2 separate regions of the Mus musculus genome follow, and region 1 is linked to region 2. The links are chromatin loops, found by intact Hi-C in ENCODE. Cell type or tissue: heart. All regions are shown on one strand. Links, peaks and the distances in the headings refer to the core of each region. The heading gives the core; the rest is flanking DNA.

Evidence for each region. Hi-C counts contacts between places; a loop is a spot of excess contacts. Peaks named below come from ENCODE experiments on the same cell type or tissue, not always from the same donor. Only the 100,000 strongest peaks of a DNase experiment are listed, where the experiment ranks them.
Region 1: it touches region 2 in a loop (7-fold over the local background); 2 of 42 quality-filtered maps call a loop at or near these places.

The regions. Positions count from the first base shown.
Region 1 is chr7:139,461,041-139,477,490 of GRCm38, forward strand. All of the region lies in intron 2 of Inpp5a (inositol polyphosphate-5-phosphatase A), which reads left to right. Among named protein-coding and RNA genes, the nearest start is that of Gm46004, 80 kb to the left of the region's middle. RefSeq lists an enhancer at 5,336-8,570. In heart, for the core only: CTCF peaks have their summits at 6,985, 9,678 and 12,359 (motif pointing left); DNase peaks (open chromatin) are centred at 7,061, 7,620, 8,621, 12,321 and 2 weaker places; H3K4me3 peaks cover 678 bases; H3K27ac peaks cover 6,345 bases.
Region 2 is chr7:139,359,220-139,375,669 of GRCm38, forward strand. It overlaps Gm32571 (a long non-coding RNA gene), which reads right to left and starts at 1,681. Exons shown (of 3, transcript XR_389966.2): 1 at 1,472-1,681; 2 at 549-631. In heart, for the core only: a CTCF peak has its summit at 7,483; DNase peaks (open chromatin) are centred at 5,082, 7,532, 9,222, 9,692 and 4 weaker places; H3K4me3 peaks cover 1,420 bases; H3K27ac peaks cover 6,767 bases.

The DNA of each region.
Region 1 (16,450 bases), core at 5,012-13,011, 100 kb after region 2:
AAACCATGAGGAACTTGAGAGATGCTACATTTGTGGATTCTGTCAGTGCTAATTCTCCATCATCTCCATCTCCATATTGCTAATCTAATGTAGTTGTGATAAAAATCTCAGAAGAAGACAGGTATGTGGTGCATGCCTGTAATCTCTGTACTTGGGCAGCTGAGACAGGAGGATCATGTGAGAACAGCCTGGATTGGACAATGAGACCCTGTCTCAAAAATAATTCTCAGCAGAAGATTTTTTTTTTCTATAAAAATATATGGGCAGAGAAAGGAACTAGAAGGGCTGAACAGTTTGGAGAAAAACAAGATTTGAGGACTCAAAGTTCTGGTTCCAGGAAGTATTGTAACGCTGCAGTAGTCTAAACACGAGTTGCTAACAGTGGAGGCACAGATGGGTGACAGCAGAGGTGGAGAAGACCCAGGGGTATGAGCGAGCGAGTGGCGGCGGTGCGGAATTCCCAGTTTTCGGGCGGTGGTACTGGGACATCTGCTCAGGCGGTGCACACGCACCTATGAAGTCCACACTTTGTACTGTGACTCAACATGAGTCAGAGCTAAATGTCAGTCCTCACTTGCTGCTGCGTACACAGACTGACCCCACACAGGCCCTGGAGTAAATGTGAAACTTAGGCCCATGAAACTTCTAGAAGGAAGATTTTAAAGAAGGTTGCTTTGCAACCTTGCCTCCCAAGTTATCCCTGATTGGTCAATAAAGATGTCATCCTAGGTTAGATAAAAGATTTCTTTTTCTTTTCTTTATTTTTTTTTTCTTTTTGTTTTTTTTGAGACAGGGTTTCTCTGTAGAGTCTTAGCTGCCCTGGAACTCTCTGTAGACAAGGCTAGCCTGGCCTCCTGAGTGCTGGGATTAAATTTGTGCACCACCATGCCTGGCAGGTGAAGATTTCTTACATACAACACTAAAAGTATATTCAAGAAAGAAAACCCCCAAAGTTAGACTTCATCATAATTAGGAACAGTTCTTATGAAAACAGTGTTAAGGAATGAAAAGAAATCACAGGTGGGGAGGGATGGCTTAGGGATGGATTATTCTCAAAAGCTCGTGTGTTTTGGTGTGCTTGTCAGCGATGGGAAGCTATTGAACCCGAGGGCTAATATATGGATCTATTGGGTTTAATTCTTTGATTCACAGTACTATGCTGTTTTTAAGAAGCGGGGCCTGCGCTGTGTACCTAGCTGACACAGAGCGTGTCTGTGCTGAGGCCTGATGCAAGTATGTTCAGCTGCTTTATTTCTAATCCATGCCTTTGAGAGAAGCCAAGCTCAGAACATGCCACATGACTGTCATGCGCTACAGACAAGTGACAGGACTGCGGAGCAGAAATGCCACCTTGCTGGGCTGCGTGGGTTCTTTGAGGAGTCAATGAAGCGGGGGGTGGGGTGGGGGTGGGGGAATGGGGATGGGCAGTGGGGGAGCAGCGGCGAATTCCAAATAGATAGACTGATGTCAGCTGCATACTTGTGTACTCTGTACTCCTGTGGCAGCTCTTCTGTCCCTCAGCTGTCCTTCTATTGCCAAGATGCCACAGTGCCTAGCATGCCACAGTGCCCAGGATGCAGGCCGCCTTTTTATATTTTGAGGCACTCCTTTTGAAATTCTCTGCGGATGCTTGGGGTCCCCTGGGTTGCTACACTGTTTGCATCTTTACTTTTCTTCCCAACCCCATTTCCAGCTTCTGGAGTGTCCTGGTGCCCCTTGGGTCTCATGTGTGTCATGTCTCACACACCCTTGCTCTGCAAGGTGTTGCCTCTGCAGTTTTGCCTGTGCCTGATGCAGCCCTTCATCCTCACTTTTAGTTTTCAGCTGTAGAGTCCGTGTCCCTCCCATCCTTTGTCACCCTCAGGGTACTTCTGTCATCTGAGTTCTAGTACCATAGCCTCACCACTCCATTCATGTTATCGCCCCCTGTCCTGGTTAGAGGCAGTGGCCTTCTGCTTCTTTCTCTGCCTCCCTTTCATTATGGTCTTCACAGAGCAGCCTGGGCAGAAGCTGGGGCCTCAGCGCATCTTTGAGGTCCTATAGGAGCTCCCTTCCTTGTGCCCAGCTCCCTGTGCCCTCTTTGTTCCTCCCTTCATTGTGTATATGGGGATTAAATCTCAAGTTTCACATATGTAAGGTATGCACAATATCACTGAGCTAGAGCCCATTCCTATCTTCCTTTTCTCTTTAAAAGTCCTCCTCTTCCAACTCCTCTTCTTCCTTCTCTTCCTCCTCTTCCTCCCCCCACCATCATCACCATCATCATCATCATCATCATCATCATCATCATCATCAGAGTTTGAGATGTGTCCTACTAAGTTACCCAGGCAGGCTTGGAGTAGCTAGGCAGACTTTAGGTTCCCCAGTATCTGGGATTATATGCCTGTACCACCAGGCACAGCTTCACCAGTCTTATAAACACACACTATAACGTAGTGTCATTCCATAGAGGCAGGAATCACCCTCAACTTCTGAGTCAGAGCCTGGCCTAGAATGGGAAGCAATACATTTTCACAGTGTACCACAGCCAGAGGTGAGGAAGCCAGTGCTGTGGTTTTCTGTGGAGTACAAGAGGAGCCTTTTGGTCAGGGGCAGTGGGAGGGGTAGAGAAGGAAGGCCCTGGGAACAGTCTTGTCACTGGGGTCTGATGGGGTGCAGCTGGATCAGGGTCCCATGTGCAGGCCATGGAGTAGCATGAGTCTAAGAATATGATAAAGCTTCTGATGAAGTTAGGCTCCTTTGCTCTCAGATTCTCTTTGGTTGAAGTTACAGAAGTGCCTTGACAAGATCCATACAGGCATGAGGCAAATTTTGTCCCTGGCTTGGAGCAGGGGTCCTGGAGTTGGTGATACCAGTCTTGAGGGTAGTCCAGGAGCCCCTTGGGTCTTCTCGCTACCAGGGTGACTGGCTGAGGAGCGAGGAGGCTGCTGTATATTAGATCTTGTTGGGCCCAAGTGTTTTAACTTGAAGTGCTTGTTGGTAGGGTTTTGCACATCGACACCTCGTGTGTCTAGATCCAGGGTGTGGTCGTCCTGCCTGCTTCCCAGGGGTAGCCTGAGGTTCTGCCAGTCAGAGTTGCCTATTCCAGAATGCCCGTTGCTGGAATCTGTCTTCCTTCTTTTATCTCTCAAGATTGGAGGCATCACACGTAACTGCTTTATAGGTACTGCTTCCTTCTTCTGTCACTGTATATGTGACATATGATTTGCCTGTTGGTGGCATCAGGGTTCCCTCTGACCAGAGCTATCTGGGCATTTGTGTGTCATTCTCTATGGACACCAGTTCTTCTCAGTTTACTCCAGGAATGTGTGCCAAAGGATGTTCAGAATGTATCCAGGTGAGGGCACCATGACCTATCAGTAGGAGAATGGCCAGGTGTGGAAGGGCATTGTGGCAGCACCTACAGGAGAAAGCTGCGGACAGACAGGCACATGTGAAGAGAAGCATCTGAGTCTGCCAGACCCAAGAGCTGCTCCTGTTTTGTTGGTCTGTGTTTTAGATCCTTTACGTGGTCATATTTGCCGTGGGACTCAGACATTTATAGTCTTCACTGTGCTTCTGCCTCCTTGAAGTCCAACTCTCCTTTGTGGTGGTGCCAGTGGTGGGACCTATGGGGTGGTGAGGCTTAGATGAGGTCTTGGGATAAGTGCCCATGTAAACAAGAGATGTAAACAGGGATGGTCTGCACCAACCCCAAATGTACTAGCATCTTGTGCTTCTGTCTTCAGAACTGTGTGTTCCATTCTCGTCGCAGCCCGTCCTTGCTTTGTGACTTCAAGCAAGCTTTTTCATCCATCTCTACCTCCTGTCCTGGGGTGATGGCACCCACCCCATTAGAGTGAGGATTAAAGGAGTTGTCAAAAAGAAGGGAACTACCTGTGAGTCCTCCTGGCTCAGTACCGCTAGGACACAGTTAAGGGACTTCCTGTACCACAGGGCGGGGCAGCCCTGGCCTGTCCTTCTCAGCTACACATTTGCTCTGGGGATGCTGAAGGCTGTGGAGTGAACTGTGGCTTGGTGCTCTGCATGGAGCAGGCTGTCCTGAGCTCTTGGCAGTTGAAGGGCTCACAGAGAAAAGGGTCTGGGTCTGGCTGAGCTGGTGAGTCCTGTGGCCTCTGAAGACTCAGTGTTACTACTGAAGGACAGACTAGAAATATCAGGTAGGAATGCAATATGCTTTCAAGTTTTCCAGGACCACAGTTTACCAAGTGGAAGGAAACAAATGGAGTGTATTGTTTTTGTTGTTGGTTTTTGAGGCAGGATCTTACTATGTAGCTGGCCTGAAACTGGCTTTGTAGACCAGGCTGGCTTGAACTCACAGAGATCTACCTGACTGTGCCCTATGAATGTGTGAAATTTATTTTAATAATATTTTGAATTAACCCTGTGATTCTAAGCTGTTATTATGGTGATCAGTATAGTTGGTAATTAAATATTTTATGTGTTTTGTGCTGTCTTGGGAATCAAGTGTGTTTTATGTTATCTGTTCAGAACAGCCCGACACGAGGGAAGGTGGCTGGCTGCTGAGTGTCTCAGTTGCCCCTCTCCTTGGAGTCCTTGGAGCTTGCCTTTTCTGCTTTTTACCTGAGAGTTGTATTGATGAAGCTGCTGCCACAGCAGCATGAGACACACCAGGGATTGGTGTGGTCAGTATGTCTTGGTTTGGGTTTCTGTTGCTATGATGAAACACATGGCAAGAGCAAGTTGTGGAGTAGAGGGGTTACTCAGCTTACACTTGCACATCGTGGCCCATCACTGAAGGAAGTCAGGACAGGAGCTCCAACAGGCCAGAGAACTGGAAGGCAGGAGCTGATGCAGAGGCCATGGACAGGTGCTGCTGCTTACATAGGCTTGCTCCTCTGGTCTGCTCAGCCTGCTTTCTTGTAAAACCGAGGACCACTAGCCCAGGAGCAGCACCACCAATAATGGTCTGGGCTCCTCAAATATCATGAGTTAAGAAATTGTGCTATAAGCTTGCCTACAGCCTGATCTTATTGAGTTGCTTTTTTTCCCTTAGTTGAGGTTTCCTCCTCTCAGATGACTTCAGCTTGTGTCAAGTTGACATAAAGCCATCCAGCAGGGTCTCTTTGGGAAGGAGTGTGGTCAGTTTACAGTAGAGTCTTCTCCTAGGGCACAGCTTCAGCAGATCTCGTCTTCAGATGTTTAGAGACATCTCACTGAGCTGTATCAGTGGTCCAGCAGCTTAGCTCCAGGCTAACACAGGTTAGCCTATTGGGCTTTCCAGGGCTGGACTGCTGCTTACTTATATAATTATTAATCTGTAAAGATACTTGTGAGAAGAGCCTTAGATGAAGTGTTCTTAAAAAAAATACTGGGTGCTAGTGCTGTCACCTTCATATGACAGGTCTCATTTCTCTTATGTCTTCGTCCTTCCTTATGTCTCTCATTTCCTAAGTCAGTAATGGCATCCCCAGTCTGTGGCACACTGGGCTGCAGTGCTCTAGTGTGCTTGGATTGCAATGTGCTAGGTCCCCCTGGGCCATAATGCTGAGGGGCATGCCACATCATTGTGGGCACCCCTGGGGTCAAGGTTGTCCTCAGCCTTTCCTCCAACTTCCTCAGAAGTTTGGAGGTTGATACCCAGGTTTAAAGATAAGGAAGTTGAGGCTTAAAGAGGCAGTGAGATATGCTCGCAGCCACATGGCTCAGTATTGTCAGGATCCGAGCCCTGTCACTGCCGTCCCAAAGCCATGCTTGCCAGTGACAAACAAGAACTGGGGGAAGAGGTGAGCAGGCCCTTGTGGAGAGAGGAGCTGCAGGACTGAGGATCTGTGGTGTGTGTGGTGGGGTCGGGGGGGGGGGGGGGAAGGACTGCTGCGCACTCAGAGTCAGGCCAGAGTGTGAGAAGCAGGCCCTGAAGAGGAGTGACACCCTCTCCTGTCAGGGTGGAACAGAGGACAGTGGCAGGAGACTCAGTAATGCTGCAGGCCTTCCTCTCCAGCACAGGCTGTGTGTCATTTGTCATGCCAGAGGAAAATGGGTGGAGCAAGACACTTAAAAAAGAAAGTTGGTTGGGCCATGAGGACTGTGCTCGGTGGTTTTGTGTCAACTTGTCACACGCTGGAGTTATCTGAAAGAAGGGAACCTCAACTGAGAAACTGCCTCCATTTGTTACAGCTCATGGAGCTGACAGGGGCTCTGGGAACCTTGGAGGCTCTGGACTGCACAGATGGGGCTCCCCTTTCTACTGTGTGCCTCACAGTAAACACCAGTGAGCTAGAGGTGGCCAGAGTGAAGAAGGACTTTACAAGACTCTGTGTGGCAAGCAGCTTCCTGAGAGAGCTGTCCAATGGCACCACAGCTTTTCTGGCTGTGCTCACAAGGCCATGGCCCTGCCGGAAAGCCAGGGAAACTAGCGGAGGCCTTGCAGCTCTGTGCATGCGGTCTTCAGTTTGAATTTGCTCTGATCTTAGTTAGAGGCACAGGCTTCTTAAATGAAAATGAATCAGTCTGTATAGTTTAGAATTCCTTAAGCATAGGGTCCAAAGACAGGACCTCGTCCCACAGCTTCTGTCTGTCACTCTTCACGGGCTGCAGGCTTCTCCTAAGTCCCCATAGGAACTGCTAGGACTTTTGCCCACAAGGGAAGAACACAGCAAGAGCCACTGGCCTCACCAAAAAACCTTGGGCTGTGCTTTTAGGCCAGCTACATTGCCTGCTCACAGGGTCAGTGAAATTTACAGTGTCCTGTGCAGAGCAGTGCGCCCTGACCCCCCGCCCCCAAGCTGGCCCTCTGTGCTAGGCATGGACTTGAGAGAGGTCGTTGGATGAGGCCTGCCACGAGCTGTAGCCACGAGCTGTAGCTAGTGAATCCCAGACTAGAGAACCACAGACCCAGGTATGGGGTGCCTGTTGCCCAGCCCATATGATGTGGTAGAGCCCCCAGCTGAGCCCCGGGCAGTGGGTGCTTAGAACCTGGCATTGGTCGCAGCCCAGAGAGCTCTTTTGTCCCTAGTGCTTATCCTGGTGGCCGGGCTCCTGTAGTACAGCCTGCAGGATGGAATTCCTTTTTAGGTCACCAGTACTCCTCTTTGGAGGAAACCTACCTAACAAGGCCTGGTTGTTGCTATTTTTAGCTCTGCTCTTGGCAGTGTACAGGGTCGATGACCACAGGCTCACAGTGTAGGCTTCCTGGGAGCTGAGCTGGCCCTGTACTCAGGCATCTGCACTGTGTCCCAAACAGAGAAGGACTTATTGTTGGAAGGCTGTGTTCCAGCCTGCATGGTGTATGTAAACCCCTGTGCTCTTTCTGGCCAAAATGTCTAGTTCACGCTTTTCCAAATATTTTACTATATTAAATGTTAGTTAATGTATTTTTGAGCTTTCCTTGAAGACTACATTCACAGAAATGGCACTAGAACCTCTCTGCAGCAGCTGCGTCATCTTTAAGTCAGAAGTGGCTCCTTGTGTCCTGGAGAAGACCTGTCAGTCCCATTGTCAAGCAAGGGCAGCACTGAATGGAATTCCATGCAGTCCACAGCTACTTCCTGTGGAGGGCTGGAGTTTATTTTCCAGGGTATTTCCCACCAGCGGTGCCATGATGTGACATCTGATAGCAGCTGACTTTACGCTCTATCCTCCAGACATCCTGCTGCCAGGCAACCTGTGAGGTCCACTGGCTTCACCAAGAAAACTGACTGTGTTGCTCTCAAGCCAGCTATGTTGCCTGCCCAGGCTCTTCAAGGGCACAAAGCTCCTTCAGGCAGCCAGTTCAGACCAGCACAGGGGCCAGCTGGTTGTCTTGTAGCTGCTATGAGGATATTACATGAGATCTCCAACTTCTCTGGTTTTGAGTGGGACAGCCTGTGCCCATCATGACGATATCTTGCTTGCCCTTGATGTAGCCTTTGGCACAAATGCTGATTCCAAACAAGTGTCACTTGTCCTCCTGTGCTGGGGACTTGGTTCCTACATTCTCATTAATACCTTACAACATTTATCTAAGGGGAGGAGTCACACTACAGACTCTCAGCTGTGGCTCGAGACCTCTGAAGCCAGTGGCAAAGCAAGAATCATAGTCCTGTGTGGTTCCTGGATAGCCCTTGCTTTTCCTCTGCTGACTCCACCCTTTGCTAAGTGGGCAGCTACAACTGGCTGGCAAGCTCTCTGGAGCCTACGGAGTGCTCAGGAGCTGTGGGTCAGACATTCGATGCTGCTATTATTAAGAATCAAATTATATGAAGTAAGTGACATAATGAAGTAAGTGACAGTGAGACTGAAGATCGTGATAGCCCTGGGCTCATCTCTCCTTAATGACTGTGTGGCGCTGTCTCTGCCTGTGGCCCTGGTTGACCTGCCTGTGCTGTGAGTCTGCAATTGCTGCTACATGGCATGAGTTACTGGTATCTCCACCCACAGGGTGTGCTCGAGGCACTGGCCCCAGGGAAATAGGTAGGTGCTGAATACCACCCTTCCCCAGGCTGGTATTGCTTGTATAGTGAGTTGAGCAAGCACTCTCATTTGACACTGAGGAGCCTTCTGTTCCTTAGCCAGTGATTCCTGGCACACTTTAGAAACCAGCAGTATACTATGAGCCTGCATTGTCACCATACACAGTGGCTGGGGCAGCCCTGCATGTGATCTCAACTGGGGCATGCGATCTGGTCCTTGTGCCAGCCTTCAGACAGGGGGAGTCACGTGGTCTGAGCATAGCTCCTCACTGCCATGGGCGCTGACACAGGCTGAGCTCCACAACAGGACAGCTGTAAGGAACCTGCCTTCTCATCAGCAAAGGAGGGAAGAACGGAGATTCCAAGGGAAATCAGAATTTCCCACAATCCAGGCTTGCTCACTGTGATGCTTCAAGGTGGGTTTCTAAAGACCATTCCAGTAATTCCAGAAGGGACTATCTTGGTGATTCTCAACTTTTTTAATGCTGCGACCCTAATACAGTTCCTCATGTTATGGTGACCCCCCCAACCATAAAATTGTTTTTGTTGTTACTTTGTAACTGTAATGTTGCTATGGTTATGAATAGTAAACAACTGCTTTTTCTGATAGTGTTAGGCAGCTCTTGTGAGAGGTTGCCTTGTGGGTATCACTTTTGATACCCAAAGGGGTTGAGACCCATAGTTTGAGAAACGCTGGACTATGGTCACTGGCTGAAGGGGATGTAAGCTTTGGGTCTCTGCCTTTCAATACATTTGCCTGATCAGCTACAAGCCTGTGGAAGTAGAGGACAGAGACATGAACTCCAGGCCAGCCCCCCACCCCAGCTAAGCTTGGCAGATTTTCTTTTTAGATTTATTCTATTTTATGTGCAGGAGTGGTTTTGCGTACATTCATGAGTGTGTGCCTCATGCATGCATGATACCCTCAGAGGCCATAAGAATGTGCCAGATCCCATAGAACTAGAGCTATGGGTGGTTATGAGCTGGAAACCAAAATCAGGTCTTCTGGAAGAGCAGCCAGTGCTCTCAAGTACAAGGCCTCTCAGCAGCTGGCAGACTTGTAATGTTCTCCCCAGCTCCTCCGCTTCCATTGTCTTTAAGCAGAACTGGACTATGGGGTGAGTTATCCACAGATGTTATTATGGTTATCTGCAAAGGAACAAGAAGGAAGCCCCTTTGTCATTGCACTCGAAGGACAGCACTGAGTCCTAGTGAACAGCAGCCATGACTCAGGGCCTCATGGTTCCCTACAGGTCATGGTCAGAACTGATTGCTCTGGTAGTAGAAATTCAAATTTTTGTGAGTTTGTTGGGACATTCTTGACAAATGGTTCATCCATCTAGTTGGAATATTTAGGTCTACACCATGAGTCCCTCAACATGACCAAGATGTGACTGGGCATTGCAAATAAAAGCTTTGGGGCCTGTCATCCCTTCTGTCCTCTGCTGCCACCATGCAGCTAGCTGGCTTGCTTTATGATAAACCAGTATTTGTGGTGTTTGTTTGTTTGTATAAACAGACTCTAGTAATGTGTGTTCTTTTCTTATGACTCTTGTTCTGTGTTCAGAGGACAGCTTCTGTGACTTCCATATTTTAAGATTTATGGAGATTTGGTTTATGGCCAGAAGAAGGCTTCTGCTGGAGAACGCATCTAACAAGAGCTCACATCCTATAGACAGTGAGCGTGTCATAGAATTTGTGACGTCATAGGTTTTGGCTTCCAGTTATGCTATCCCGTGTCTTGGTTGTGTTTGTATTCATGAGAGTGTGTGCTTGTGTGAGTGTGTGTACACGTGTGTGCCATGACCGTGAGTCTGCACATGAGTGTGTGTACACGTGTGTGCCATGACTGTGAGTCTGCACATGAGTGTGTGTACACATGTGTGCCATGACTGTGAGTCTGCACATGAGTGTGTGTACACGTGTGTGCCATGACTGTGAGTCTGCACATGAGTGTATATGTTGCTTCTTCAGTGACTGTGGCTCTGTTTCTTTTTCTGTTATTTTTGCCCAGAGTGCTTTGTGTTGTCGCCCCTTCCCTTAGGTCATTTTTCTGTCTTCCTCTCTGATGGTTTTGAGTTTCATCTTCTGAGGCCTTTTCTGGCATCAGTACTGACTCTGTCCCCATGAAGTGGCTCTTTCTTTGAATAAGTGCTTCAAACCTGTGCCTTCCTAATGTGGGGTCTTGGTTGGCAGCACACCTGAGGCCTCTCTACAACTTACCACCTTCCACCGGCTGTCCAGACTGACTCCAGGGCCAGCTGGTGAGCTGTCTTAGTGGGTTTGGTTCTGGGGACAATCTCAAAGAACTGTTTCCTTTTACACAGCCACATCATTCAGAGCAGGTCCAGACTTGCTATTGTGAGCATCAGTGGGCTGGGTTGGGTCTGCCCTTCATGCTTGCTTGCTGCGTGCATACTCTGCTTTTTGTTCTTTGTTTCTCATTCCTACTTTGTTTTGTGTTTTGTGTTCTGTTCTGACTTATGTTTTAGATGTTTGCCTTTTTACTGGCATTTTGAGTGGTTGCCCTAGTTTTGTGATACACAGTCATGTGTCAATTAACAGCAGGGACTCATTCTGAGAAGCATGTCATGAGATACTTTTGCTAGGCACGCATCCAGAGTATACTCATATACTTTGGTGGCCAGGGCAGGCATTCAGGGTAGCCCTTGGATGTAGTAAGGGGGTGTGATGATTAGAGATGGAGGAGGCTGCTGCTGCTGCACTGTAGGCAGACCATTTTAGAGAAGTCTTTTTTTAGGAAGGAGGAGTAGAACACTCTATCTCTGAAGATACAGCACACTGAATATGTAAACCAGGAACAGTCATCTGTGCAATAGTGGCTGTGTGCTGGCATTACCACAGACACCAACACCATGCCATCATGAGGTGGTAGGGTTTCCAGTTCCATTACTGGAGACCACTGTTCCATATATGGCTTGTCATTGGTGACAACATCAGATTGGGTACATGATGGAAGAGGTAAAAATGCTCCCCTATCTGTGTGGAAACCTTGAGGTTGTAAAGAGTTATATGTAGTGTATAGTTGTACCTGTGGGTGCTGAAGAACCTAACAGGCACTATCAGTGACTGAACCTGGGATCTGCACCTTGTTAGCCAAATTTGTTTTAGGAAGTGGGGCATAGCCTGTAGCTGGTTTTATGTTCTCCCTGAAAGCTCAGCTCTTACACACACACAAGTGGCTAGCAAGGCCTAAACAGATAGTCCCTACCTGGATCACCTAGATGTCTTAGAGCACTGTTGGGACAGACATGCTCCATTTCCTTATGAGAAGCTGGCTTGGCAGTACCCTCAGTGGATATAGTACTTTGTCCCCTTGAAATGTTTCTGAAGGTGTTTCTATGGTTTCCTTCCTTTGACGTTGCTTTTGCAGAGTCCAGTCCCAGGCTGGGCTTTTGCTGTTACTGTTTGTAGGGCTTTTGCTCCAGAGGCCTTGGAGATGTTTTCAAGTTTGTTTCGGGTGCTCTAGGGGCCTGTTTCTGGGCAAATTCAATCTTGTTTCCTGTGATGGTGGCCAGTGCTGCTCTGCTCTGTCCTGCTTCAGCTCTGTATCCTCCTCCCAGCCGGTTGGCTGTCACTCCCTCCTCCTGCTTCCTTCCTGCCTAACAGGACTTCTCACTTACACAGTGCTGAGGTTCCTTGCTTGCTCTTTCCTGGTGCCCATTGTGATTTGTTCTTCCTGCCATCACTCTATTCCGTGAGCACTGTGGTCCTCGTCTCCTGTTTGGCTCTTCATTTCTTCTTGTGGTGGTTCTGGCTCTGTGGTCACAGTGAGCTTAGCTTACTCTGCTGCATGGTTATCCTGTAGAGGCTTCTCTGTATGCAGGACTTTTAACCCTCAGCAGCATGCCAGGGACTCCTGGAACTTGCTGTTCCCAGCTGTGGTGGTAGCTTGCGAGATTCCTGGTGTGCTGGCGCCCTCTCCTGTCAGTTGCTGAGTCAGGTACCCTGGCTGGTTGTGGCTTATTTCCTGATGGCTTCTTCTTGAGCATCATGGTTCTTGACTTCTCAAACTCCTTTGTGGACATCTCCTCCCTTGTGCTTTACTCCCCTCCGACCCAGGTGGCTTCTCTATGTTTTATTTTCTTCTCAGGAAGCCTGCCACAGATGATTCTCTTGTGTGCCGACCTGCTCTAACTTGTAGACCCCCGAGATCTCCCTAGAGCCCATGCACGGATGGCCTGGAATCTGCCCCAGAATCTTGGGGACTCCATTTCCTGACCTAACTTTTTGTCTCTCCAGAAGCCCTGATCCAGGGTGTGTTAGCAGTGCCGCTATATCATCTTCAGTCACACTGAGGCTGAGATGTGGGTTGTTTTGCTTATGTATAAACACACATATCACGGTTTCTGTGTTTTGTGTGTGTGTGTGTGTGTGTGTTTAATATATATAATATATGTATATATGAAATTTGGGAAAATGTGTGGATTTAGTTACCTTAGAAGCTATGTATCTAAAACAGCAAGAAGCTATCTTTCTGCTTACCTAGACCTTTCCTCCATTCCACGAATCCTAGTGGCCCCTGCACACAACCGTCCCTGGTGCTGCTTGGGGCAGAGCAGGTCTGTGGAAGGGATTTTCCTGAATTTTCTTCTTCTTTGAAAATGTACTTATTTTGCCTTCTTTCCTGATGGATGTGGCCTGTATTCTTGTCACATGAGAATCTGTTCCCTGAATGACATCAGAGGAACTGGAGCATCTTCGCTGGGTCTGTGTTCCGTTACTTTGCTCTCGTGAACTTTTCCAGTCTTTGGGTCTCATAGGTCTGGTGATATTTGGTTTTCTCTGGCTTAGCTTGCCAGGAATCCATTGACTTTCTAGAGACTGTACATCTCAGCAAACTAAGACAGCATTTAGTTGTTGTTGTTGTTTAAAATTACTTTTTCTGCTCTGCTCTTCCCCTCCTCCTTCATATTCCAGTTACAACCCTATGTCATGTGATATGTTCATTAATCATCTATGCTTCCACCCAAGGGGAACTCACGCATCACATGGTGGGTAGGTGTCATACAACTAAAAAATTCCTCCAACCTAAGAAAGCTGTAGCCAAAGAAGCAAGAGAAGAGGTCCTATAGACGAGGGAGGGGGCCGGGGACATGCATCATGAAGGCTGAGCAAAAGTAGATTTCAGCTTACATAGAGCTTGAAAATACCAGAGCCCCTAGAAGGGCTTTCTTAACAATGGATGTGTGGTGTTGGCCTGCAGAAGAATCTGTTATGAAGGTAAGCATGCTGCTTGTTCTTAAAACAAACATGCTCCATAAAGAGAAAGAGCATGCTAGCAGCAAAGCACCCAGATATCAGTCTGTGAGGAGAACAGGCACACAAAACACTCCAGATATCAGTCTGTGAGGAGAACAGGCACACCTACAAAACACTCCAGATATCAGTCCATGGCGAGAATGGGTCAATGGAAGAGCGCCAGGATATAGTTCTGAATGAGATTCCTGTTTGAGTGCTAGTTAGACAGGTCCTAGGTGTGTGTTCCCATGAGAGAAGCGTGCCCTGTTACTAGAGTGGCTTAGCTGGCACCAGTGTGTGGAACCCACAAGGAATGGCTACCCAGAGCATGCTCCTGGTGCTGCTGCTGTGGCCCAGTGGGATCCCAGCCTTGTCCTCTGAGGTGACCACTCCTCGTATCCCAGTCACACAGACTGTTGGGATCTCAGGAGACAACAGTGCCCATTGCTTCCTTGACTATGGCAGATGTGTTGTGATCATCATTGTGAATTCCATATCCCCAAGTCCAACACAGATTGAGGCCCAGGTCAAATGTGCCCAGGTATGAATGAAGCAAAGGAGTCCTGCCAAGTGGCAGTGACCCACAGCCCTTCCTCACATCAGCTCATGGCTACTTCCTACCACCTGTTGGGGAAGCCTCATCTTTAATGTATAGAAGTAGCTTAGGCAGGACAAAAACTGGCCCCAAGACACACAGTGGTGTGATCATATCATGAGGTGATCCCCAAACCACTAGCCCAGTGTGGGCACCGACGTCAGTGGTGAGGAGTAAAATCCAGGGCAAGATGGAGTCACTGATGTGCAGGGACTTAGGCAAAGCTCTTGGTGATGTTGTTGGGTACAGTGTGCCACTCATTGGGTTCATGTTCCTAAAGAGGCAAATCAGTCCCAAGCCTGTGCCACACAGCCCACAGCTGGCAGATGGGAGGCTCGTGAAGGTCCAGTGAGGTTAGGAGGTGAGGTATGTCCTGGACAGCCTGGTCAGGTCAGGACTCGTCTGACAGTCCCAGCCCACCTTCTCAGCACTGCTCTGTTCCTTTAAAGTCTTCACTACTACTGTATGAGATACACACAAACATACTTTACTTTTAAAAAATTTAATGTAACTGACAACGTGAAGCACCCTTTGACCCCTGCCAGCTGGCCAGCTACCCTTCTAGAGTTGTCCTTGTCACCCTTGTGAGGCTTCAGATTCTCTGTTCAGGTTCAGGACCCTGCGACTTGCGAGGGTGTTTGGGTTTTGCTTTTCTGAGGCAGTCAGGGCAGGGCTAAGTCCCTCTCTGGGTGCATCTGATGAGCTCTCTGCTCTGCCTCCACTTTTAGATACACACAGTGTGCTCCTGCCTGCGTGCCTGTGGGATGGATATGATCAGTGCTCCCTCTGGTGCCGGTGCTGGCTATAACTTTGGTTGAGTCTCAGCCAGGCTTTTTCCTGCTATGGTCCTGAGGCTGTGCTGACACCTGCTGTGGATGGTTTTCATCCTGTTTGCTGGCTTTCAATGCATAGCTGTCTGTCAGATGCCACTCTTTTCAACCAGGGACCTTCAACAGAGCAGACTGGCCTGCTGGGTAGATGTGGCCCTTCAGAGTACCAGCCACTCATTTTGTTCCTTCTCCTGGGCCTTTCCCCCTGAGCCTAGGTCTCTTCCAGATGATGTCTACGTTAAACAGTTATCTTATGACCACAGCATGGTCCGATCTACCTTGTTCTCTGCCCTGGTGAGGTCATATCTCCTTCTGGAGTTTCTGGCCAAGTCTGACTTCTGAGAAGTGCCTATAGTGTCTAGAGAGGGGTCAGTATGCCTGGTACCATGCCCTGCCTGACAGTTATGCTAGTGTTTTCTTGCTATCCTGGAGCTTCTTCCTCCACTGCCCATAGCTGTTGATCTTAGATTCTTTTCTTTTGAAGATATGTAGGATCGTAATTGACCCTTGAGTTCTAGTCATTCAAATATGACCTTTGTGCTATGAAAGGCTATTTGCTTAAACAATAAAAACTCACTTAGAAAGGGAAAGTGCTACTTGGAATTTAGATGAAGACTACCAGATTTGAAGACCAGATTTGAAGAATGATTATGTAACTCGGTTCCTAAAATGAAAACTGTGACTCCTGGGGACTTTCCCCTAACCCTGGACTGGCTCTAGATACACTGGCTTCCAGCCTTGCCTGTGGGTTTCCCTGCTACCACCTTGGCCCTGTGGTCATAGTAACCTCAACTTCGTGTTTTCTTCTCTGATCCTGCCTTCTAGCCCTTCCTAGAAGTCCTTCCTCTCCCCCCCCCCCTTTACCCCCTCCCTTGTACTAGCTCTTCAATGTCTGCTGGGGCTCAGCCTCCCATCAGTGATCTGCCCTCTAGGGTGCTGCTGCTCTCCCCATGCTCCAAGAGGGCAGAACCAAGTGCCTTACCACCTTACTGCCCAGGAGATGGTTGGTTTTCCTGCACTGTACTGCCTATGCCAAGCAAAGTTTGCTGGTAACTTCAGCAATGCTTTGGAAAAGTAGGAACCTTAATGGTTGGACAGAACTAGGGTTGTGAGCTGTAGACAAGCTCACGCTGTGCCACTCACTCAATGCCCATGAGACCATGGGTATGTTTCTGTCATATGCCAGACTCCTGCTGCTATAAATTAGACAATAGGGCTACAGCTTCTAGGGCTATGGGGAAACACAAGATGGACAGCATGGGTACTGGAGTCTGCTTAGAAGCCAGCCTTGGTGATCCTGAATTAAGAATGAGCCTGTGCATAGTGAGCACATACATGCATGCACACATGAC
Region 2 (16,450 bases), core at 5,017-13,016:
TGGCACTTAAGGTTTGGCTCTCATATGCATGTGCACACACACATATACACACACACACCCCAATATGATCTACCATATCAACAGAATAGAGGTACCTGTGGTCATCTTGATAAAATGCAACATTCATGCATGAAACTTCAATAAAAGAAACCTCTTGGGGGCTGGTGAGATGGCTCAGTGGGTAAGAGCACCTGACTGCTCTTCTGAAGGTCCAGAGTTCAAATCCCAGCAACCACATGGTGGCTCACAACCATCTGTAACAAGATCTGACTCCCTCTTCTGGTGTGTCTGAAGACAGCTACAGTGTACTTACATATAATAATAAAATAAATCTTTAAAAAAAAAAAAAAAAAAAGAAACCTCTTTCATGGGATAGAGGGCCTGGGCATAGCTGCAGAGCTCACATCCTTCTCAGTCACATCCAGTTTGAATGCTTCCTGTCACTTTGAGGACAAGACAGGAAAAGCCACTCACTCGTCACACTCCAGCTTAGCTACAGTACAGGAGTCCTAATGACTCTGAGATAAGAGAGGACCAAACAGACTTACTTGTGAAGGACACAGTCATCTGGAAAACCAGTCTGCAGAAAACTCCAAGGTGGGCTGGGGAGAGGCTCAGTGATAGTGCATACCTAGTGTGCTCAAGGGAGTAGTTACTGTCTTAGCATTGCAAATCCCAAGGATCAAACTGATGATTATTCAAAAACTTCAAGCATTTGTACAGCGTATCCTATTCATCCATCATTATGTCCCTCCAACTTCCCCTAGTACCTCCCATCCTGCTTCTGTCCCAACTTCATGTCCCAGTCAAAATCTAAAAGGAATAGGGGAGGGTTCCCCTGTCCGAGGTCCCACCCCTGCCATAAGAACTGTGGACAGAGGGAGGTTGCTGAGGAAGGGTGAGTCACTCTACTTGGAAGATGAGACTGCTAATAAGTCTCTGATACGTCAGTGGATAGCCCCACACCCATGAACATACGGGCAGCACTAACTGGACTGGGGTTATCAGTAACAAACAAGAAAAAAACCCAGTGTATTTATAAGGCCTCAAGATACATGAAAGCCAGTCACATCTCTGTGCACTCATCCCTCCCTGTCTTCAAGTTTTGCATCAGTAGAGTCATCCATTTGCAGATAGAATATGGTTTAAAATCTGTCTCTGTATTAAACATGTACAGACTTTATAATAAGTATTACACACAGGACTGCTGAAACGCCTCAGGGAATGAAAGTACTGGCTGTGTAAGCCTGATGCCCTGAGTTTCACCCCTGGAACTCACAGTAGACGGAGAGAACTGACTCTCCTGGCCTCTACACACATGCTGTAGTATACATGCCGGCTCTTACACACGCTCGTGCGCACACACACACACACACACACACACATATATGCGCGCGCACACACACCATGAAATAAAACTTTTCTTTCCAAGAGAAGGTCTCACTATAGCCTTTGCTAAGAAGGAACTCACCGTGTAGATCAGGTTGGCCTTGAAGTCACAGAGAACCGCCTACTTCTGCCTCTCAATACTGGGATTAAAACTGTGCCCCACCATAGCTACCCTACTGAAATTCTTTAAAAAGAATACTGTGTGTAAATGAGAATTTCATCAAATCCATCCTTAGTATTTACTGGGCTGAGCATTTTCCTCGCTGATGTTCAGCTTGTAAACTGCTTGGAATTCAACTATCTCTGCACCCTGAGCTTCTAACACCCTGGGCCCAGGCTTTCCCCTTTTGAATTCAATTGACTAATAGTCTATCTTTGCATGCAAATACACTGCAATTTCCTTTTCTGAATCAGTTTTGATCTCCTGGCCAAGGCTATTTTACTCATAAAATGCATTGGGCAATATCTAATCTTCTCCTTATCAGAAAAGTTTATGCGTCTCAATAACTTCTGTAACTCTTTGAAAGGTTTACCCTGAAGGCCCCGATTCAGAAGAAATCACCAAACTTCTATGATTGATCGCTTAGCTTTCCTTATGATTCTTGAAACCTTTTCTCTTTTAATTAAGTGTGTGTGTAAAACCCAAACTCTGGTTCTCTGGAAGAGCAGAAAGTGCTCTTAACTACTGAGCCATCTCTCTAGCCCCCAACTGCTGCTTTTGAGAGTTTCTTTTCAGTTCCTGGTAGTTGGAGATATCTGTGTGAGTCATGGGAACAGCCCTGAGAAGAGAGTTCAGCTGCTGCTGGCCTCACTGTTCCTGATGTGAGCACACTGTCCCAGGCTGTCACCAGGAGGAAGGGGGTTGCATGTGTCTATAGCCCTGGTACCAGTCAAATACTTAAGGCTGGCTGGTATAGTGCTAGTCACTTCTAGCATATTTCATTGCAGGAAAAAAGGGTCTCAGCAAAACCATAGTTCCTTGGGGGATATTACAGTGGTCCCAGGAGGCCTAGAATCTGGACATTTTAAAATAAAATTATACTATATATTTAGAAAATACATTTTATTTATTTTCTTTATGGCATGTAGCATTTTGTAAAACAACTTGGCTCACCTTCTTACTTGAAAATGTTATCTCAGGGCCGGTGAGATGGCTCAGTGGTTAGGATCACCAACTGCTCTTCCAAAGGTCCTGAGTTCAAATCCCAGCAACCACATGGTGCTGACTTCCTTTTCTGGAGTGTCTAAAGACAGCTACAGTGTACTTACATATAATAAATAAATAAATCTTAAAAAAAAAAAGGAAAATGTTATTTCCTTCGTCTATCAAAAGCTGGCAGAGCTGATTTATCTATCTCCCGCAGTGAGTTGCTGATTTCTGTCTCGATATGTGGTATTGCTAAGCTTATCTCTCATGGTTTATTCCTCATGTTTCTCCCCATCTCACCTTGCCTGCTTCCCTTTCCGTGTCCTCTGCACAGAATTCAATGCAGGTTTTTAGATCATCTTCAGGGACACCTGCCTGTGAAGAATTGTTCTCTCAAGAAGGGTGATTTATGTGCTCTGTGATGGTGAGGGCTATGGGACACGTGACCTTGTATGGTGTGTGCCTGTATATATACCTCTACATAGTATATATGTGTATGGACCTGCGTGTATACACGTGTGTGCTATGTGTACATGTGCATACCTATGTGTAGTGTGCATATACGTGGCATGTGTATGTGTTTGTATATCTGTGAAGAGTGGAGAATTACTCCTAGCCCCAATTGTGCAGGTTCAAGTAGGACATGTCAGATGGCTTCCTCCTCTGGGGTCCATTTGGAACCAGGGCTGTATGGCTGCCTTGGGGAAGCCCCACCCATGCCTGGGCACCCGGCTATATCCAGCACAGCTCCTCTGTTCTGTGAGTGTCTTTGTTGTAGCCCCCATCCATGTGAGACCATGTCGGTCTGTGTGTACGTCTTCTGGTAGTTGCACTCTTCTGGACTGCAGTGGCCTCCTGGAAGCCTCTAGGCCCAGTGGCACAAGGAGTTGCTTCCCACCTGCTACATCTGATGAAATATGGATGTTGGAGGGTTCATCGCAGCTGCCCCCAAAGCAGCTGCCAGCCACCAGCCTGCCAGGAGCAGGGGGACCTCTAGTCACATATGCCACAAATGTCTGTCAATCTCCTTGTTGGTCCAAATTTCTGCTAGATTTTTAACAAAAGATGGCAAACCCCAATTTTAACAGGTGTAGTCAGAGCCATATACTATTCTGTCTTGGGGGCATCTGAGTGGGAAGTTTCAAGGGAAAGCCAGCAGCAGGGATAGCTAGCCAGGTGTTTCAAATGGAAATCATTTGCTAAGTGACAATGAGATTAATGGAAAAAAAAAAAAAAAAAGCATACCGCCTCCAGTCTCTAAAATGGCTTTTTATAAATCTTCCTATTTTCCCTGCTTTATTAAAGCCAGGCTTAGAAGATATCGAACAAGTGCAGGATTAACAGGGTGGAACTGACTTGACGAATGAATTTTCTCCCCTCAGTATGAAAGCACTCTAACGCTGAAGCACAGGAACAAAGGGCCAATACTGAATGACGGACGCCACTGTGGACATTAGCAAGCTGGGTTTTGGTAACCTCCTCTTCCAAGGGCATAAGCTCCATGAAGACTTAGTCCCAGACATTTCATAGGAAAGGCAGAAAGGCAGAAAACAGCAACGGATGCCCGTCCTCCTGCAGAGCTGGAGAGGCCAACCAGTCTCCGCTTTAGCCTAGGTCAGTCTCCCGCACTCAAAGGCTACTTGGGGCTGCCAGGGAGGCGCAGAGCCAGGGCTTCTAAGAACTTGTAAGGACTGGGACTTGGAAGGCTTCAGCAGGCCTGCCGGTCTCCACTCCAGCTCCTGGACAGTTCCACCTTTGCCCATGGCAAAGCCTTCCCATTCTGTAGGAGGGTGGTCAGTGCCCACCCCTGTTGGGCTGGTGTTCCTACTCAATGCTGAGTCTGGCCCTGAGGGAATGAGTGTAAATACAAACACTGTTTTTGTGTACACACAAGCATACACCTGTAGTATATACCACACGCACAAACGTCTACACATGTACACAGCACTCATCCTGCCCCCAGCTTTCTTTTATTTTGCTACCTACCCTCCCCCATCCTGGAGACCCCTTGCAGGACTGCACAGATGGGATTTCTATACTGCTCAGGTTCAGGGATCCTGGCTGGGGTAGGAACCCGCGCGCTGCTACCCATTCACCCTGTGACCCACTTCAGAAGCTGTTTTTCTGGGCAGCTGTAATTAACTGAGCTTTTGGGGTGAGGCCAGCTCAGTGACAGGCTGCCTGGCACCTTTGGGTGCTCAGCAATAGGGCTAGACGCCGAAACCAGTAGTAGGCCAGGGTGGGCAGGCTGTGGTGGGGAGGATGGGTACTCCTGTTCAAGTGGAGAGGGTCTTAGAGTGCCCAGAGAAGCCTGGTGGGGATATGCCCACCCCCTTGAGCCTCAGGCAAGATGGCTCCCTGGGAGGTGAAGGTCAGGCCACATTCCTTGCAGAAGCTGGAATTCTGACATCAGATTTTCCATGCTCGCCTGTGGGGGAGGAGCCGGCTTTGAGCCAGAAGTGCAGGAGTGGTGGGTGGGGGAGGGGCAGAGCAGCTGAGGCTGTCTCGGAGCTCTGTAGGCCCAAGGTCCAAGGAAGGGAAGGCTCTATGGCCTGCCCACCACCTCCAGGGTCCGCGCTGCCCGGCTCTCTTCCCTGGAGCATCCTTGGCAACAGCAACTTTCTCATCCCAGCCGGACCTTGCTGAGTCACAAGGGGGCTGGGTTAGAGAACGCTAAAAATAGCTAGCGGCTAGCTGGGCCAGCACTGGAAGTTATAATTAGGAGTGGATAGAGCCATCCTCCTGGGCTGGTCTCACTGTTCAGAGCTGCTGGAGAATGGGGGGTGGGGGGTGGGAGGGGGTTCATTGAGGGGCTGTGGGGCTCCAGTATACCACCTTGTTGCTCAGGTTGGGGGTTCCTCAGCCTGACCTCTATCCTGATGCATCCTGGTAACTGTGGTGGGGCTGTTCCTGTTGACTCTGACTGCTCTTTGGTCAAGGAGACTCTTCAGGCCTTTGACTCTGACCCCAGCAATTCACCAACATCTGTGGGGTCTTTTTCTGGACACAAGGAACCTCTTGCTTCTACAATTCTTGTGTTGGGCAGGAGGAAGCAAGGCAAAACAGAATACGGTATCCTTGTTCAAAAGTGACTTAAGAATTTGAAGGCAAGCCTGGAACCTGAGGGCAGTGCCAGGAAGCCAGCCTACATCCTTCTCCTGACAGCATCTGGCCCGCAGGGGAATGCAGGGCATCTGGTACAGTCGGGGAACACCTGAATCTATAACCCGTTTCCACAGGGAAAGCAGCCACGGACAGCAGCCCCTCGTCCCACCCAACCCCGTCATCACACACATCAACTTCAGACAAAGGACACCCCGACCTCCACCCCAGACTCAGCCCCGGAAGCCACACTGGACAGGGCTTGAACCCTCAGCCAATCCTTCCGTCAGTTTCTGAGGTCGTGGGCACTGTGCTGTCCTCAGACTGACCTACCCCAGACCAATTGCCTATCCTAAAACAGTGGCACTTTTGTAGCCAGAGGCTAGAGAACCAAACAAGCCCAGGCTCTGCTGAGCCTTCACAGCCCCCAGCTCCAGCAGGGACTAGGATCCTATGAGACAGACTCCTGCAGGCAAGCCTGGCCCCCAACACAAGCACAGGGTAAGGGTGAGCAGTTCAGCTGGAAACAGCTTTCTGGCTATAAAAAGATACTTTTCTCTGTAAACAATACATTAAAAAAAAAGTAGGAAATGTCCTCTACCAGAGTCCCGCCCCCCTGCCCCCCAAAAAAAACCCATGGGGAAGCCCTGTCTGCATGTATGCAGGAGTATGGCAGGGATGGTCTGTGTCACCAAGCCGTCAGGAACACTTTGTGCGCTCTGTTTGAATGTACTCTGCCAGGGTTAGTGGCCATATCTGATAGTTGGCCTTGACTCATAGCTGTCGGGAGACATGCTATGTCAGGAGACATGGGTCTGGATTTTTTGTCTCTGTTTTCTTTTTCTCATGGTTGGGACTTCAACCCAGGTCCTTGCCCATGGTACACAAACAGTTTCCACTGAACACCATCCACAGGCTGGCTCCATCTCTGCTCACTTCCTAAGTAGTCTCAGATAACCCTCCCAGGAAGATAAGGGTGTGTTAAGACTTTCGCTTGTTTGCTTGTTTGTTTCTGAGACAGGGTTTCTCTATGCTGTCCTGGCTGTCCTGGAACTTACTCTGTAGATCAGCATCTTGTTAAGACTTTGAAACTCCTGGGGTCCTTTTCCAGCTTCTTCCTGGTAGAAGACAGTGACGGGCAGGGGAACTACTGACTCTGGTGCCTGCCTCCTACCCCTTCCACTCATTCAAGCCTCTCCTGTAAAACTGCCCAGGAGTTTTGTTTTTGTTTTGCTTTTTTTCCCCCCAGGTAGTGGGATGCACCTGGAGATAAGTGCATCCCATTGACACAGGACAAGTGGCCGCTGTGCTGCCGGGAGGGTAGGTCTTTCTCACTTTGGATAACCATCTCCCCTCTGGCCTGTGCACTCCTGTGGTTCAGACATACATAGCCTCCAGACCTATTCACTGGAGGCAATCTTGATGAAGGGCATTATCATGGAGTATCTTCCCTCCATTTAGGGCAGAGGTCAGGCAGGGTGTCTGGCCCTCCTCTGCTTCTGCAGTCTTCAAATACTCTCCAGGATCTGGGAAGTAGTCCTTCCCTGGGGGCTAGTTTCAGATCTTCTCTGCTGCTAAAAATCTGTTGTCACAAGACAGTGTAAAGAAACGCTGAAGCACAGAACTTGGACCATGAGGACATTCTGGATAGAGATGGCTGCAGATTGAAGAACTCCATGACCATGAAATCTTCATGTGATAACTTCCATGGTAGAATATATATTCAGGCTACCTGAATTCGTGTTCCTTCCTGGGCCATAGTCACTCAAACTCTTATTCTTTTTGGCACAAGTGCTGTAGTTTGTATCAAACACTGCCCCCGCTTGGCCTCAGCACTCTGGTTCCTCAGGAAGCCCCAAGGGAAACAGGAACTCCTCCCAGACGGAGATATGTCCCCAGAATTCCACTGGGTGGGTAGGCAAGCTGAGGGATGACAGGGCCATAGAAAATGCTAACAGGGACATCTCCTGAGAAGGATTGCCAGGAACTCTGCCAACGATAAACACTATCCAGAGCAACTCCTGCTCAAGGGGTGAGCACCCCTGGGAAGCACAGTCCTATACCCATGGCCACTAAGACAATACTGGGAATCTGGTAGCTAAGGTTGGGAGTCTCCGGGTATCTCTGTGTGTAAGGGAACATCTCTTCTGCATACACCCCCGCCCCCAAATGCCCACAGCATGGTCCTGTCCTCCACCTGAGCCAGACATAAGATCACATGGTTTCTTTGCTGGTACCCATTAGAACATTCTAGATGCCGCTGAACTCTGCCACCTCTGAAGAAAAGAAAAGAAAAGAAAAAAACAAAAAAACAAAAACAACCAGATCTACACTTGTCAACTTATTTATGAACAGTCACTGTGGACAAAAGCTATCTATCTGCCTTTGGGATGCTGGGGTGCCCAGTGTCTTCATGTCATCTGTAAACTCAATATTCACATCATGCAGTTGTAGAGAAGGGGACTGACTGTGGAGCTTTCCCGTTAAGTGGAGTCACCTGGAAGAAAGGAGCACCTGCCAGGTGGTAGCCTAGGGGGGAACATCTGTGGACCTGATGGCAGGGTGAGCTTGGAAGCTCACCTTTTGCCAGAATCTGAGCTGCCTGGAAACCCTTCAACCCTGAGAACAAGTCCATCCGTCCCTTCAGTCACCCAGCTGCCACCATGGAGTTATCACTGAAAGACTGACTGGGAAACTGAGGCAGTTGTGGGACACAATGCTGTTGAGCAGTGACTGCTAAGTATCTCTCACCAGGACAAGATGGGCTTTCCTGGGGCAGATGACACCTGTAAGGAGACCTGACACATTCAGGCCCCCAGGGGAACTCTGGCTGGCCGAGAGAGCCTTGGAGAGGCACGTCAGCAAAAATGGACAGACCGGAAACACTGTAGGGCTGAGGAGCCTGGGAAACACCTTGTGTAAATTGCATATCGCCATCTTTGAAGTGAGTGGATACATATAGGGGAAATAGAACTGCTGTGGACCCCAACCCAGGGTTTGTCACCCCACCCCCTATACCCCTACCTCCAGAAGGAGGCCTTACAGAAAGTCCCATCAGACAGTTAGTGGACTCATGGGTTCCTGGAAACCAGGAAGTGGGACACCTCAGAAGCAACCACCTCTCTGACCATGAGCAAAGCTAGTTCTATGACATGATGGAACAGGATCCCCACCAAGTTTTATTGTGGCTACTGTTAATCTGTGCCTAGCCTATGTGTCCAATGGCTTTGGGGCCAGATTGTGCGAACCATGCAGATAAAGAGGTAGGGGCACAGAGAATGATAGAGGTTGATTCCCAGGCTGAGAAGACCATTTCTGAGACAACTCAAGTGGACACTATGCCTTGGTGGCTAACGACCCTCTCAGCCTGGGGGTGGGGTGGGGTGCAAGCTCAAGAACAGGCACAGCTTGGGGCAGTTGCAGGCCTGAGTAGTAGGCTGGGTAGGTGCCATGTATGGCTGGGTCCTGTAGACTCTTCCCGGCCAGAGCCCAAGAAAGCTTGCAGCACCCTCTCCCAGCTCTGGTGCCTAGATCTCTGGGAACAGGCAGTCAGGCAACAGCTCCACCCAGGCCTGGGATTCAGCCAGTGTTAACTGAAAGGAGCATGCTTGTATTCCACCACCTCTTGAACAAGGGTTCGGAATTAATGACAGTCCCTATCCTCAGGATGGCACTCTGCAGCCCAGTCTCCAGTGTAGCATCCAGTGTGGGGGAGAGGAAGGGGTCTGGTGGCTTAAGCAGGGGGCTACAGGGTGGGAGACAGTCAGCCCCGAAGAGGGCTATTTCATAATCTTAAATTCTGCCTCTTCAATCTAGTCAGTGGTTCCCAAGTAGGCCCCAGATGGGAGGCAAAGAAATGCTAAGAAAGGCACCCACGAGTCTCCTGGGATTCTGATAACCAGACTCTGTCCTGGGCTAGAGATAGAGAACCGGCAGGAAGGAGCCACACAGGAGCAGCTGGGCCGGCTCTGAGCCCCAGCATGCAGCAGGGCCAGGGTGAGCCCCTGCCAGACACACCCACCATGGCCTTTGCTGCCTCCCTGCAACATGAATTACGGAAACTTGGCACTGATGTTGGCCAGGATCCTTGTTCCAAAGCTGGGCCTTGCCCGGTGCCAGGTGGAGCTGGTTGAGGCCTGGAGACCCAGCTCCGGCCAAGCGCTGATCCAGCTGCGGGGCCCGCTGGCAAAGCTCTTTGTCCCATCACTCCAGGAAATGGAAATGTGCCTGCAGCTTTTCATTTTACAGCTGCTTTTACTTTATAAGTCTCTGCTTAAAATAGCTCTGAGTGGGGCCTCTGGTTTACCTTTCCTGAGGTTAAAAGCAGTCGGCTCTGTGGCTCTGCACTGTCAGGAGCCTGAGGGAGAGGCGGGAGGAGGAAAGGTTGGCCGGAAAGTGTTTCTTCTTTTTATATAACTCTGGGCTGCGATGCTTATGTTCTGAAAATGAAGTAAATACTGTATTCGTTCTTGAAACTTACTTTATTCTATGCAGACCAGAAGTGTCACCCATGAGTTAAATGTGGCAAAAAAAGACACCCTGACATCTCCTCAGCACCCACAAAATGCCATAGGGGCTGGATCCAGAAACTGGATGGAGGCCTTCCACTCAAACCTCTGTCTTATTTTAATCTCAAGGGATGGCATGATTATGGTACATTACCTTATAGATGGGGAAACTGAGGCTGGGAGATTCAGTGGTCTATCCAAAGTCAGGCTACTACTATCAAAGGAGAGTATCAAGGAACAATGCCTGAAGGCCCTGCCCAAGCCAGCCTGGCCAGAACAGTCCATTGTGGAGATGGTGGAAGCCCTTGCTGACTCAGAGGTTACTGCTAAGCTTTCAGATCACCCTGGATGAGAGGGCTATCAGAGTATAGACCCACATGCCTGGAAGGGATCCGTTTCCCAAACTGTTTCCTGGCCACATTCTGAGAACTCTGGCTTCCTGTTCAGAGAATTCAGTGGACCAGACAGAACATAGGGGTAGGAGGAGCTCAAGAGTGCCCTGGTGCCCCACACCAAGCTGCACCCTGACCTGGCAAGGTTGGAGGAGGCATGGGCTGGTTTCCATCACTAAGCATTCGCCCATAACAATTCACTGGCGGGCACTAAGGAGCTTCCGCAGGCATCCGGAGGGAAGTTGACATCCGGGTCCTGAATCAGATCACACCTTGGCCAGAATTCCATGACCATGAGAGCAGCAGGGCCCTATCTGTGCAGAGTTACCCTCCATACAGAGCTCACAAGACTTACACTCTGGTCCTTGAGGAATTTCTGTAGTCCGAGAGGCTCACGGGGTGGGGGTGGGGGGGTTACTCTTAAAATCTAATCTAAGACTTGCTTTGACAGCCGAGAGGAAGAAGCCTGGCACAGTACTGCTTAGGGATGAAGAGTTTATGACAGGAATCAGGCCTAGGCAGGCAACTCATAAGCTTCACATTGGAGGCAGGGGGTAGAGGAACTTGGCATAGCCAGGTAGGAATCAGGATGCTATTCTGCTGATGGTTGCCCTACAAGCTCTAGGTTGAGGAGCCGTAGAGAAAGCCTGCCCCTTCTAGTAAGCACTGGCTGTATTCAATGTCTGGGTGGAGTTGTTGCCTGGCTGCCTGATCTCTGACTTCTAGCCACCAGGGCTGGGAGAGGGGACTGTGCTGTAAGCTCACCTAGTAGGAGAGGATCTACAGGACACAGCCACACATGGTACCTGCCCTGCCCACTACTCAGGTTTACAGATGCCCCAAGTTGAGCCTGAATCTGAGTTCTCTTCCCCTGTCCTAAAGCTCCCAGGTCATACTACTAACCACACGCCCGGAGCCATGTCTCCTGAGCTCAGCTGCATGGCCAGCTGTATAAGGTACTACGGACCCCAAGGTGTTTGCTTGCTGTATCTGGGATATCTCTGTCCCCCCTAACCCCACCCCTGTGATCTCTCCATCCCCTCTGTCTCCTTTGTCCCAGGGGCTGTAACTGTCCTCACTAGCCCACCTGACTGCAACAGCTTGGCAGCCTGGGCCCCACTGAGCCTGGATCTGCTAGATAGGAGAGGAAGGTTGCATGGTCCACCTAAGGAATTCCTAGAAGCCACTTCCCATAACCCAGCACGTAGAGCTTGCTACTGGCCACATAGAGGAGGGATATAACGCCTGGTGGTAGGACCTTGCAGTTTCCATAGCCATCAGGATTGTTTCCAAAGACCCCTGAGGATCAGGATAGGAGTTCAGCCAGTGAGTTCCAGGGAGGGGTAGAGTAGTGCAAATCTGTATCACATGAGGACCAGGATGCTGGAGAGGGATGCTTGGGCATGAGCTTGAGCCCCACCAGGGTTAGGCAGGGGCTAGTTGTAAGCCCAAATGGACAAATCCTGTGGCCCATGCCACCAAGCCAGTGCTCTCAGCACAAGTCCTGAACCTCTCACTCCTATGCTAACATTTTGGCCACCCCTGGCACTGTGTGGCTTCCACGTAGAAGGATCTGTAGAGAAATGAATGTAAGCCGGTTCTCAGAGCTGTCCAATAGCTGTCTTATGAAGGGCTAATGTGATTTTTCCTTGAGAGAAAGGCCTTCAAGGCTGGGGACACACTTAACAAAAGAACCCCACACTTCAGGTGGCACCTGAGTGACTTACCTGAGGGAAGAGGGTGCCCCTTCCAGCCACAGAGCTATCTTTCACAATTCTACTTCAGAACAGATAGTGGAGCCCAGGTGACTCAGGCCTGGTTCATTGTTTATCTTGTACAGATATGAGGCAGTGAGCAACAGGTGGGAGGGTGTCCCCTCCCTGCTCTCCCTTGGCAGGCCATTCCTCAAGTTGGGGAGGGGACCAGTTGTTCCACAATGCTGGCCTCTCCTCTCTGTTCTACCTGTCTTGCCCTATATCCTCTATTGAGGCCCCTTGAGGGTCAACCCAGGTTCACTTTTCTACTAACTTCCAGAAGGATTTAACGCAGAGAAGGGGTTGTGGAGAAAGGGGTCGTGTATGTCTTCCCTGTTCTCCCTGGCTGTCCTGACCACAACCCCTCTCATAGATATGTAGCTACTGAGGGCTTTTGTGGGGTAGCCCTCTTCTCTCTCCTTGCAGATGTTGGCTCATACACTGAGTCTTCACCTGCCCTCAGGTTGAACGGCTGCCCCCACTTGGGTGACAGTCCTTTTTACCAAAACACCCTGATCTATCAACTGGCTGGCGTATTCGCTCTACCCATGACTTGTCTCTGACTCAAATTCTATGCTTATGAAGGTCCCCCCCCCCCCCCCCCGGTTTAACGAATATTTCCCATCAGAGTTCAGCAGCAGCAGCAGCAGCAGCCGCAGCAGCTGCCTTTGCTTCTGGCCTTAAAGAATTCCATTGCTCCTCAGTTGACAGCTACTGTACCCTAGTCCTGGTGTCTTTCGCAAAGAAAGCTTCACAAAGCCATATCACCACTTTGATATATGGTCAAAGTCTGTCCTTGGGCTCTAGCTTGCATGAGCTGATGTGCAATCCCATTCCACTGAGAATGTTGCTCTTTGGGCTGGCTCTTTGAGGAATTGGAGAAGCTGGGCATACTACGAGTACCTGGCCTGGCTGTAAATTTTCGTCTGGGTGCTGATTTTCAGGTACTGTTATTCACTCTGAAGTTTGTGAGCTGGGCCCAATCAGGCAAGTCCAAGAAACGGTGACCAAATGGGCAACCCAGATTTGGAGAGGAGACACACAGGTCTCCATCTCTCTCTTATTTTATTTATATATTTAAAATTTTCAAGACAGGGTAGTCCTGGCTGTCCTGGGACTTGCTCTGTAGATCAGGCTGGCCTCAGACTCAGACATCCACCTTCCTCTGCTTCCCAAGGGCTGGGATTAGTTATTTTTCTTGTTGTAGTAGCAAAATACCTGCCAAAATAAACTTAAAGGATGATTTGTTCTGGCTCACAGTTTGAAGGCACAGTCCATCAATGAGGGGAAAGGCATGACATCAGAAGCTTAAGGCACATAGCACAGGCAGTCAGGAAGCAGAGAGAGAGAGAGAGAGAGAGATGATGCCAGCTTTCAGTTGCCTTCTCCTTTGTATTTAGTCTATGATCCCCAACCATAGAATTGTGCCACCTGTGCTCAGGGCTGGTTTCCCATCTTGATTAGCTTAATTGAGAAACTTCTCCACAGACACACCCAGAGGTTTGTTTCCTTGGTGATTCTGTGTCCTGTCAAGTTGGAATCAGCTTTAACCATCACATTCCTGCCCATCTTCTCTCTAAGGAGTGTTTTCTTTCTTGGGTTGCTGTAGATCTTCTCTCTCTCTCTCTCTCTCTCTCTCTCTCTCTCTCTCTCAGTCTTTTTATTTCTTTTCAGACAGTGCCCTCCTGGTTGTGGGAAGTGGGCCGCATCATGGAAAACTATCTTCTCCATTAGCCCCCTGGAGCATGGACATAGTCATGTACAGCCTGGAGCGAGCAAGGGAGAAGCCAGCAAAAGGAAGGAGAAGATACTGGAGAGAGAGAGACTATCAGACGAGCATCCCAAGTCTGGAAGGGTTTAAGAAGCTTGAGTGGGCTGAGCAAGGAGTGTCTACCCCTCCTTCCCTTCCACACAAAAGGGATGGGAAGCCATGTCCCTGTCCTCCCCAGATCAGCAGACCTGAGCCCTGTGGATATTTCCAATGCCCCAGGAAGCCAGTATCCCTCCCAAGGAGGATCCCAAAGCTTTGGAGACCTGGGAATGGGCATTTGAACCATTCTTTGTGCTCCATAGCTCAGAGAAAGAACTGGCCCTGGGGAGCTTTGCTGATGGAACCCTAGCATAGCACCATGGATTGTTCTCTAAACCCCATGTGTGTTTAGAAGCAGAGCAAACTGTGTAATCCTGCAGGCTCCTGATCTGAGCTCTGATCAGGCTCTGGGCTGCCTACATCTTTTTTTTTTTTAAAGATTTATTTTATTAATATATGTAAGTACACTGTAGCTGTCTTCAGACACTCCAGAAGAGGGAGTCAGATCTTGTTGCGGATGGTTGTGAGCCACCATGTGGTTGCTGGGATTTGAACTCTGGACCTTCGGAAGAGCAGTCGGGTGCTCTTACCCACTGAGCCATCTCACCAGCCCGGCTGCCTACATCTAATGACGCCTCTTCTGATCTGCCTACCTTTGTCCTGAACTGGCTGCATGTGGCTTCTTTCTGCTTTTCTTGCCAACGCGATACTACCCTAAGGTGTTTGAATGATGAAGGGCCCAGGCTCCCTGGGGCTTATAAGGCCAGGGGCAGAGAAAGAAAATGGAGAATCTCAAGGTCTGGAAGACCTCAGAGAAGCCCTCTATTGTGAAGGGAGACCTCAGAGAAGGGAAAGTTCAGAGAAGCCCCTTATCATAAGGAGTCAGAAGAATGCCTCCTTTTTTATTCCTAGAATTTCAGGGTCTTGGGTCTAGTTTGTGTTCCGGCCTTTGTCTGGAAAAGGAGTCTCTGGATTTCTAAGGTGCCTTGAGTTCCCCATGACCCTTCCAATTAACACAACCGCTCCAGTTCCACTACTTGATTCTGTTCTCATTTGAGTGTTGAAAGGTGAAGGAACCAGCTGCTTGTGGGCATCTGTGCCATCTGTAGTTCTGCTCTTGGGCAGAAAGAAACAGGGGATGATGGAGAGAAGGCAGAGGCACAGCACAGCCAGGAATTGAAACAAGAAGTGTGTATCCTCCCAATCCCCCCCCCCTTTTTTTTTTCAGTGAGACCAGTACCACTGCCCAAACCAGGTGAGATTTATATTTTATTTTATTTCCTTATTTTATTTGTTGTTGTTTTGTTTTCAGAGACAGGGTTTCTCTGTGCAGCTCTGGCTGTCCTAGAACTCACTCTGTAAACCAGGCTGGCCTTGAACCCAGAGATCTGCCTGCCTTATGCCTCTGCCTCTGGAATGCTGGGACTAACTAAAGTTATGTGCCACTATGTCTGCAAGATTTGTATTTTTAAAGAATCACTTCATCTTAAAAATTATGATGCTATGAATTGCAAAGAAAATATTTTACTTGACTCATATTTCAAAAATAAACAATTTTAATTAAATTTATTTGTGGTTTGGAAAAAAATCTGTCATGTATATTCTGTTCTCAAGTGTATTACAATTTAGCTTTAAATAGCAGTATAGTCTTCATTTCAAACTTGCTGATCTAATGGCCTACCTGAAACATTTGGGATTATGTCTAATAAATCATAAAGGAGGGAAAACCAGAAGTGACAGTTTTTAAATGTTAAATATTCTTCTACTTATAAAGTTTAGCCAATTTGAACATGGTAGGAGACAATCCCAGGGTCAGTGAAAAACACATAAAATGCCCAGAAACAATCTAAGATATATGATATAAAAAGAATAGCTTCAAACAAAGAGGACATCAGTTAACGTGCTAACATGGATGGGGGGGAAGTTCACGAGACCTCAACCCTACACCATGAATGCTGACAACCAAGGAAAATTGAGAGTAGGAGAAACAGTCTTTCCTAAGTAAGAGCACATCAGTTGGTTATCCAATACCAACAGATCAAACCTGGAAACATTTACATATTAGTAACATTATATAGCCTGAGCAACACACACACACACACACACACACACACACACACACACACACTTATATAATAAGGGAAAAAAAGAGGTTACAAATTTCAAAGAGAGCAAAGATGCTATATGGGAGGGTTTGGAAGGAGGAATAGGAAGGAGAAATAATGTAATTGTATTATAATTTCAAAAAACAGGAAGAGAGAGAGAGAGAGAGAGAGAGAGAGAGATTATGGTGGTGCATGCCTTTAATCCCAGGCACACAGGGAGATCCAGGCTGATCTCTGTGAGTT